Linked DNA regions of Homo sapiens: region 2 is linked to region 1. A link is an interaction called in ENCODE POLR2A ChIA-PET data of the cell type or tissue named here. Cell type or tissue: B cell. All regions are shown on one strand.

Region 1 (5,000 bases):
ATAGTCCTGCCATGGAAAAAAGAAAACAATTCAGTACAAAAGGCACCACATAGCAGGATCCTTCATTGGAGACAGAGCTTGAAGAATTTTATTTGTTTTTTATTTTTATTTTTATTTTTGTAGAGATCAGGTCTCACTAAGTTGCCCAGGCTGGTCTTGAACTCCTGGGCTCAAGCAATCCTCCCACCTCAGCCTCCCAAAGTGATGGGATTATAGGTGTGAGCCACCATACCCACCCAAAAAATTTTAAAGGTCAAACAACAGTGAAATCAGAATGATTTACAGTAGTCCCCCCTTATGTGCGATTTTGCTCTCTGCAGTTTCAGTTGATCTCACCCAACTGTGGTTCAAAAATATTACATGGAAAACTCCAGAAATAAACAATTCATAAATTTCAAATTGTGCACCATTCTGAGTATTGTAATGAAATCTCATGCTGTCCCACTCCATCCCACCTGGGACATTAATTACCCCTGTCCAGCGTATCTGAACTGTACATGCTACCTGCCCCTTAGTCATTCAGTAGCCTTTTCAGTTACCAGATGGACTGTTGTGGTATCACAGTGCTTGTGTTCAAGTAACCCTTATTTTACTTATTAATGGCCCCAAAACACAAGAGTAGTGATGCCAGCAAGTCAGATATGCCAAAGATAGGCCACAAAATACTTTCTTTAGGCAAAAAGGTAAAAGTTGGCCAGGCACACTGGCTCATACCTGTAATCCCAGCACTTTGGGAGGCTGAGGTGGGTGGATCACCTGAGGTCAGGAGTTCAAGACCAGCCTGGCCAACATGGTGAAACCCTGTCTCTACTACAAATACAAAAATTTAGCCAGGCTTGGTGGTGGGTGCCTGTAATCCCAGCTACTTGGGAGTCAGAGGCAAGAGAATCCCTTGAACTTGCGAAGCGGAGGTTGCAGTGAGCGGAGACCGTGCTATTGCACTCCAGCCTGGGCAACAAGAGCAAACCTCCATCTCAAAAAAAAAAAAAAAAAAAAAAAAAAAAGGTAAAAGTTCTCAACTCAATAAGCAAAGAAAAAAATCATATGCCTAGGCTACTAAGATCTACTGTAACAATGAATCTTCTATCCGTGAAATTGTGAAGAAGGAAAAAGAAATTCATGTTAGTCTTGCTGACACACCTCAAACTGCAAAAGTTATAGCCACACGGAGGTTGTAGTGAGCCGAGATTGCACCACTGCACTCCAGCCTGGGCTACAGAGCAAGACTCTGTCTCAAAAAAAAAAAAAAGTTATGGAGTTATGGCCACAGTACATAAGTGCTTAGTTAAGATGAAAAAGGCCTTACATTTGTGCGTGGAAGATATGAACAGAAAGGTGTTCTGATAGCAGTGTGTTGTACCAGAAAGCACAGAACCTACACAAAGACATCAGCAAGGATCCCCTGAAACAAGTGACACCAAGCCATTTACTGCAAGTAAGGGACAGTTACACAGATTCAAGAATAGGTTTGGGCTGAAAAGCATAAAAATTACTAAAAAGGTTGCATTTGCCAGTGAAGAAGCTGCTGCAACATTTTTAGCAGACTTGAAGAAGTAGATTAAGGAGAAAAGATACCATACACAGCAAGTCTTCAATTGCAATAAAACTGGCCTCTTCTGGAAGAAGATGACCAATAGAACCTACATTCATAAAAGTGCAAAGGAAGCACCAGGGCATAAAGCATGAAAAGACTGGAAAGTACCAGATTAACTCTGGTACTCTGTGGCAACGCTGCAGGGCATATGATAAAGCTAAGCATAGTGTACAGAGCAAAGAACCCATGTGCTCTCAAAAGCAAAACCAAAAATTATTTATGCTTGTGTTCTAGCCATATAATCAGAAAGTATGGGTGACAGCTGTCTTGTTTATAGAGTGGTTCCACCAATGTATCAATGGTTCCCAGAAGTGAAAAAATATTTGAAAGAGGAAGGGCTGGAATTTAAGGACCTATTAATAATAGATAATGTACCTAACCATCCTGAATCTGTTTGCCATGAAAATGAAAATGCTGAGGTTGTATTTTTACCTGCAAATACAACCTTTTGCTTCAGCCGCTTGACTAGGACATCATTCATTTTCTCAAGGCCACATACATCTGCCTGGTATTTGATCACATTCAACAGCAATGGATGCAGACCCTAAACTGGAAATAATGTAGTGCTGGAAATCATTCACTATTGCTGATGCAATAGCACTCATCAAGTTGCAATGGATGAATTAAACCACAAACCAAATGCCTGCTGGAAGGACTGATGGAGTGGAAGTTGTGAATGATTTTAAAGGCTTGCCTGAAATTGATAGATGAATTAGGAAAATCATCCATGCAACAAGACAAGTTGATGGAGAAGGATTTGCTGATATGCTTGATGAAATAGAAGGACATACTGAAGGCCTTTGAGAAGTGTTAGCAAATGAGGAACTGGAAGAACTTTCATGTCCTCCACAGAGGAAGAGGAAGATGAAGAAAAAACTAAACCAGAACCAGCCATGTGGACATTACTAAAATTTGCTGAAGTGTTTCAAACTGCACTGACATTAAAGCACAAAATTATGGCATATGATCCTCAGATGGAATGCAGCTTAAAATCGCCTACAACTTCGCAGCAACACTTTTGAGTTAGAGAAAGGCAACAACCTCTGATTAGAATGTTCTTCCAAAAGTTTTCATCAAAAAACACTATCAAGGATCCCCAAGCATTGAGATCTTCATGGCTCAATGATCCAGTATTGCCTGAAGCAGAGGATCCTCCTTCTGATGTAACCTCAGAAAGTCAATAGTAGCCGAACACTAACAGTGCCTGCGCCATTCACCTCTCTTCATCTCATCACATAGGTAATTCCTTTTTTTTTTTTTTTTTTTTTTGAGAAGGAGTTTCACTCTTGTTGCCCAGGCTGGAGTGCAATGGCACAATCTCGGCTCACTGCAACCTCCGCCTCCTGGGTTCAAGCGATTCTCCTGCCTCAGCCTCCCAAGCAGCTGGGATTACAGGCATGTGCCACCACACCTGGCTAATTTTTGTATTTTTAGTAGAGACGGAGTTTTGCCATGTTGGCCAGGCTGGTCTCGAACCCCTGACCTCAGATGATCCACCCGTCTCAGCCTCCCAAAGTGCTGGGATTACAGGTGTGAGCCACAGTGCTCAGCCACGTAGGCATTTCATCATCTCACATCACCACAAAAAGAAGGGTGACTATAGTACAATAAGATATTTTGAGAGAGAGACCACATTCACATAACTTATATTACAGTATATTTTAATAACTGTTCTATTATTAGTTTTGTTGTTCATCTCCTACTGTGCCTAATTTATAAATTAACCTTTATCATAGGTATGTATATATGCATAGGAAAAAACGTAGTACATATTGGGTTCAGTACCATCTGCCATTTCGGGTATCCCCTGGGGGGTCCGTAGTCCACCTCAAGGGTAAGGCAGGACTGCTGTACTTTCCCCTGCTATTGATGGTCTTTAACTCAGTATTTGTTTACCCTGTTTTCTTCATCATGAGAAAGAATTGCTCTCAGCAGAGAAGAAACATTAATAATTTCAGCTGGAAAATAAACTGCATGTCAGAAAAGGGAATGGTTCAATCAGAGAGCACTCTCTCAATGAAATACCACACAGCACCATAACTCAAGGCCTACAAGAATATTTGATAAGGCTGGGTGCAGTGGCTCACGCCTGTAATTCCAGCACTTTGCGGGGCCGAGGCAGAAGCATCTCTTGAGCCCAGGAGTTGAAGACCAGCCTGGGCAACATAGCAAGACCCAATTTTTACAAAAAATTTTAAAAATTAGCCAAGTATGGTGGCATGTGCCTATAGTCCCAGCTACTCAGGAGGCAGAGTTGGGAGGATCACTTGAGCCTGGGAGGTCAAGGCTGCAGTGAGCTGTGATTGTGCCAATGCACTCCAGCCCAAACGAGAGTGAGACCTGTGTCTTACCAAAAAAAAAAAAAAAAACAATTACATGAGAAGAACTGTCCATGATACGTTAAATGTGGTGAGCATAGCCGCCTTCCAAGCAGTTGACCTGGGCTTGATTCCCAGCCAATGTGCCCACGTGCATACACACACATGATATATTCAATGTAAAAAGGTTCTAAAACATTAAGTAGGGTTTGATCCAGATTATATAAAATAAAATGCCATGTGTAAGATGTATGTGTAAGAAATATAGATAGATAAAGCTAGGAGGAAAAATGTCTAGAAGGGTATATCCAGTGAATTAATTTCACTAGTTATCTGGGTAATATGATTACAGGTGATTTGCATTTTCCTCTACGGACCAAACATGCAGTCAGTCAATTATTTAATGTGACAGGCCTGGTGCCAGGCACTGGGAACACAAAGGTGAATGTCACAGACCCTTCCCTCCTAGTTTGGAGTGACCCAAACACAGACACATACCTTGTTAACACAGTGAGTCAAGACAGAAGAGCCCAGAAGGGGCAGGAGGCTTTCTGGAAGAGGTTCTCCCCAAGCGTGGGGCAGGCCAGCCATGGCTAGGGGAAAGTGTGCACTCAGGAAGAACCAGCTCGGACAAGCACAGTGCCACAGCGTATCAGGGGTTTAAAGTGAGTGTCAAGAATTGGCTGGGCGTTGTGGCTCAAGTGCTGTAATCCCAGCACTTTGGGAGGCCAAGGCGGGTGGATCACCTGAGGTCAGCAGTTTCAGACCAGTCTGGCCAACATGGTGAAACCTCTTCTCTACTAAAACTATAAAATTAGCTGGGCATGGTGGCACACACCTGTAATCCCAGCTACTTGGGAGGTTGAGGCCCAAGAATTGCTTGAACCCGGGAGGCAGAGGTCGCAGTGAGCCGAGATCACACCACTGCACTCCAGCCTGGGTGAAAAAGCAAGACTCTGTCTCAAAAAAAAAAAAAAAAAGAATTCGTCACTCAGTGAGTAAACGGGAAAGGACAAACTCTGTGGTCTCAGCTGGATGGCTACAGAGCCCTTCTCCTCCTGTAGCCAGCTCTGGGAAGGCCTGGCTGC
Region 2 (5,000 bases), 230 kb after region 1:
GCCACTGCATTCCAGCCTGGGTAACAGAGCAAGACCCTGTCTCCAAAAAAAAAAGATAATGTAGGAGAAAATCTTCAGGACCTAGGGCTTGGTAAAGAACTCTCAGACATGACACCAAAAGTACCATTCATAAAATTTAAAAATCAATAAACTGGACTTTGTAAAAATGTAAAACTGTTGCTCCATGAAAGACCCATTAAAAGGACAAAAAGGGCCAGGCATAGTAGCTCACGCCTGTAATCCCAGCACTTTGGGAGGCTGAGGTGGGCAGATTGCTTGAGTCCAGGAGTTCAAGACCAGCCTGCACAACAGGGTGAAACCTCATCTCTACAAAAAATACAAAAATTAGCTAGGTGTGATGGCACATGCCTGTAGTCCCATCTACTCAGGAGGCTGAGGTGGGAGGATCACTTCAGCCCTGAAGGTTGAGGCTACAATGAGCCGAGATTGTGCCCATGCACTCCAGTCTGGGCAACAGAGCAACACCGTCTCAAAAAAAAAAGAATAAAAAGACAAGTTTACAAAGTGAGAGATAAATTTGCAAAACAAATCTCTGACAACGAACTCTGAAAATTCAACGTTAATAGCCAGGTGCAGTGATGCCTGTAGTTCCAACTACTGCTGAGTGGGAGGATCACTTGAGCCCAGGAGTTCAAGGCTGTAGTGAGCTGTGATTGTGCCACTGCACTTCAGCCTGGGTGACAGAGCAAGACCTTGTCATAAAACAACAACCAAGAAAAAAAAATGAAAATTCAGTTTAAAAATGAGCAAAAGATATGAGGATATGTCATATTAAAGATGATATAAGAATATCAAACACATGATAAGACATTTAACATCATTAGCCATTAAGGAAATGCAAATTAAAGTCATGATGAAGGCCAGGCCTGGTGGCTCACACCCGTAATCTCAGCACTTTGGGAAGCCAAGGTGGGTGGATGACTTGAGGTCAGGAGTTTGAGACCAGTCTGGTCAACATCTCTACTAAAATACAAAATTAGCCAGGCGTGGTGGCACATGCCTGTAATCCCAGCTACTCGGGAAGCTGAGACAGGAGAACCTCTTGAACCTGGGAGGCAGATGTTGTAGTGAGCCAAGATCATGCCACTGCACTCCAGCCTGAGCAATACAGTGAGACTCCATCTCAGGAAAAAAAAAAAAAAAAAAAAAAAAAACATACCCAATGGGTAAATGGTCTCCAAGTTCCTAGAAACCAACTTTATAAGTGATCTTTAGAAGCACAGTTTCTTGTGTCAACTAGTGTCTCTAGTTGAGATAGTAGTGAGAGTCTGTCTCCACTGACTTTCAGCAAGGTTGTTCCATGAGAAAAGGGCCAAGGTTTGGGGAATGAGTGTGATGAAGATATCCCAGGCTTGGTGTTAGAAGGAAGTGGCCATGTGGATAGCAGACGCAGAGGTGCCTAGGCTCCCAGCATGTTTCTGTAATTGCCTGATGGGCTTGTCCTCCCCATTGCACAGACAAAATCAATTCACTGAGACCATGGCATTACAGTGAAGAGTTTAATTGATGCAAGACCCACCACCACACAGGAGATGGAGTTATTACTCAAACTGATCCCTGTGAAGGCTTTGAGTTTAGCGGTTTTCAAGTATAGTTTGGTGGGCAGGGGACTAGGGAATGCTACTAATTGGTTGGGGATGCTATCACAGGGGCATGGAAAATGGTTTGCCTCTGAGTGGGGGTCCCAGAGGACTGCTTAGTCATGAGTCATGAGTCTGGGTGGAGTTAGCCAATTGTCAGAAGTGCAGAAGTCTGAATAGACACCTCAAAAGACCAATCTTAGGTTCTACAATAGTGATGTTATCTACAAGAGAGATTGGGGAAGTTGCAAATCTTGTGACCTCCGGAACAATGGCTGTTTTTCCTTTACGCCTCCATCCTAGCAGAATTCGGGCCCTTCTCATTCTCCTAACCTTGCGGCCTTTCATTAGTTTTACAAAGGTGATTTAGTTTTGGGAAGGGCTATGGTAGTCTAAGGTTAAACTATAAACTAAATGTCTCCCAAAGTTAGTCTGGCTTATGCCCAGAAATGACCAAGAACAGCTTGGAGGTTAGAGGAAGGATGAAGTCAGCTATGTTAGATTTCTCTGTCTAATTTTGCAAAGGCAGTTTCATGTGGAGGACTCTGCCAGAGATACAGAATTTGTGCACCATGCCTCAGCCTCTCTTCTTTTAGGAAATATCCCAGAGATGCACATGGCACATAAATTCCCAGCTGGTCCCTTCTGGGAATTTGTAGGTGCGTCTTGGAAGATTCCCCAATGTCCATGTGTTGGACAGTCCTCCCACCTCAGCCCCGCAAGTAGCTGGGACTACGGCGCATGCCACCATGCCTAGCTGGGACTACAGGTGCGTGCCACCCACCTTCCCCTCTGAAAGCATTTCATGGTTGTCACCAAAGTGTGTGGAGTCTGGACCAACAACTCCACTAGCACATTGGTAGAGTCTTAGTGAGATGACTTTGGCTCAAAGAGGAGTCCCCAAAATGTTTATACCTCTTGTAACTAATCATTTTTAAGTTTGGGAAACATTAGGAAATAAGGAAGCCAATGACTATTGATGGCAAAAATGCAGACGCTATGACTCCTTTGCTGTGACTCTGGCAGTGAATCCTGTACTGGACTAGCTCAAGTATGGGCAGGGAAGTGCTATAGCTTGTATTGTTTAGTTCCCAGTTTCCCTGTGGGGCACTATTTGGGGTACAGGAATTGCTCATGATTTTACATAACGCAGAGATACCTACTAGACAGAATTTCACCAAGTCATGGCTAGGCACTGGAGGCTCAGTGGTGAGCACGTGGTTACCCCCTCATGAAGCTCAACAGCCGCAACATGCAATGCATTGGAATCCTGCCTCCACCTGTGTGAATCTCTGTTTGAGCATCAGTCTCTCAATCTCTCTCTCTCTCTCAGACAGGATCTCACTCAGTCACCCAGGCTGGACTGCAGTGGCATGATCACGGTTCACTGCAGCCTTGGTGCCGGGGGCTCAAGCCATCCTCCTGCCTCAGCCTCCTAAGTAGCTGCAACTGCAGGTGCATGCCACCATGCCCAGCTGATTTTAGAAAAATTTTTGTAGCGATGGAGTTTTGCCATATTACCCAGTCTGGTCTGGAACTCCTGGGCTCAAGCGATCCTCCTGCCTCAGCCTCCCAAAGTGCTGGGATTACAGGCGTGAGTCACCATGCATGGCCAATAAAACCAAGTTTTTTTTTTTTTTCAAATGGAGTCTTGCTCTTGCTCTTGTTCCCCAGGTTGGAGTGCAATGGCGCGATCTCAGCTCACTGCAACCTCCACCTCTGGGGTTCAAGCAGTTCTCCTGCCTCAGCCTCCCGAGTAGCTGGGATCATAGACGCATGCCACCACACCCGGCTAATTTTTGTATTTTTTGGTAGAGACAGGGTTTCATCATGTTGGCCAGGCTGATCTTGAACTCCTGACCTTGTGATCCACCTGCCTCAGCCTCCCAAAGTGCTGGGATTACAGGTGTGAGCCACTGTGCCCGGCCTAATAAAACCAACTTCTAATGACCACAGCTCTTTGCCAGCAACGGTGACCCAAATAAGTCCAACGAACAGGGAGGCTGTGGAATGGCACATGAGTCACTCTGGACCAGCAGGAAAATAGATTTTCACAGGTCTAGGGCAGGGCATGAATGAGGTGAGCACTGGACCGCTTATCATGTCGAAAGCAAGGAAGGTATCAAACACTAATAGGATGAAGTCAAAGGAACCCAGAACCGACTCACCTATGATGGGACAAGTTTTAGCACCAAAACAGATGTTTACAATAGACTGAAACATATCATAATGACAAAATTACAAAATGAAGCAACAGCAAGACCCCCCGCATTTGTCACCACTAGAATTTTCCAGGGAATAGGTCAGTTCTTTGACAATTGAGAAATAAAGGGACAGAATCAAGCATTTATCCTACCTTTCTATATTAGCTCCCTTGCTTCTTTCCTCCCTCTCTCTCCCTTCCTTCCCTTTTTTCCTTCCTTCCTTCCCCCTTCCCTTCCCTTCTTTCATCTTTCTTCTCTTTCTTTCCTTTCTTCAGGGACGCATTCTGTTGACCAACCTGGAGTGCAGTGGTGCAATCATGGCTCACTGCAGCCTTGACTTCACAGGCTCAGGTGATCCTCCCACCGCAGCCTCCTGACTAACTGGGATTACAGGCATGCACCACCAGGCCTGGCTACCTTTTGTAATTTTTTTGTAGAGATGGGGTTTTGACATATTGCCCAGGCTGATCTCGAACTCCTGGACTCAAAGCGATCCACCCACCTTGACCTCCCAAAGTACTGGGATTACAGGCATGAGCCACTGTGCCCCGCATCAGCTGTATTTCAAAAACACCAAGTCGGTGATAAGGAAAAGTTTTCCTTTATAGAAGAATTCTATAATAGAAGCAAAAGGAATGATAGAATTTTTAAAAAAAATCATCTTGCAGGCATGAATGAAACAATGAATGTAAATAATGATCATCAGGAGATGCTAGAACCACGATGTGAAAGGTTTACAGGGAACTTTATGATGAAGAGATCAGGCTCACCACACCTGAACCTGCTGAGCATTTGGCCCTAGCATCACCAAACATAGCAATGAGCCATCCAGATGGGTAGCCATAGCAAAAGCACAATATCTCTTATCAATTCTTCTTCCCTAGAAAGCTGAATCTGAACAAGGCTTTAGATCTGACTTTCCAATGTACAGGGAATACAGGGGACAGAGTACTATAGGATGCAGATGACACCATAGGGAGCAAAAAGCCAAACTCAGAACACGGAATATTCTAGAAGGTAATTGATTCATCCTCTCCAAAAAAGCAATGGCATTGAAACAAAAAGAGATGTAAGACTGCTATGGAATAAAAGAGACTTAAGAGATACAATAACCAAATGCAACCTACGGACCTTTCTAATCCTGATTCAAACAAGCCAATTGTAAAAAGATACCCTGAGATAATCAGATAAATAA

The links. Peaks named below come from ENCODE experiments on the same cell type or tissue, not always from the same donor. Only the 100,000 strongest peaks of a DNase experiment are listed, where the experiment ranks them.
Region 2: POLR2A ChIA-PET joins it to region 1 with 5 read pairs; 7 of 35 experiments call an interaction of 5 or more read pairs at or near these places.

What each region holds. Positions count from the first base shown.
Region 1 is chr20:5,767,868-5,772,867 of GRCh38, reverse strand. SHLD1 (shieldin complex subunit 1) reads right to left here. Exons shown (of 3, transcript NM_152504.4): 2 at 1-6. The coding sequence starts at 2. Among named protein-coding and RNA genes, the nearest start is that of SHLD1, 20 kb to the right of the region's middle. In B cell, no CTCF peak of the experiment used is centred here; DNase peaks (open chromatin) are centred at 1,717 and 2,467; H3K4me3 peaks cover 1,538 bases; H3K27ac peaks cover 4,545 bases.
Region 2 is chr20:5,536,680-5,541,679 of GRCh38, reverse strand. No RefSeq gene overlaps it. Among named protein-coding and RNA genes, the nearest start is that of LINC01729, 29 kb to the right of the region's middle. RefSeq lists an enhancer at 316-585. In B cell, no CTCF peak of the experiment used is centred here; no DNase peak of the experiment used is centred here.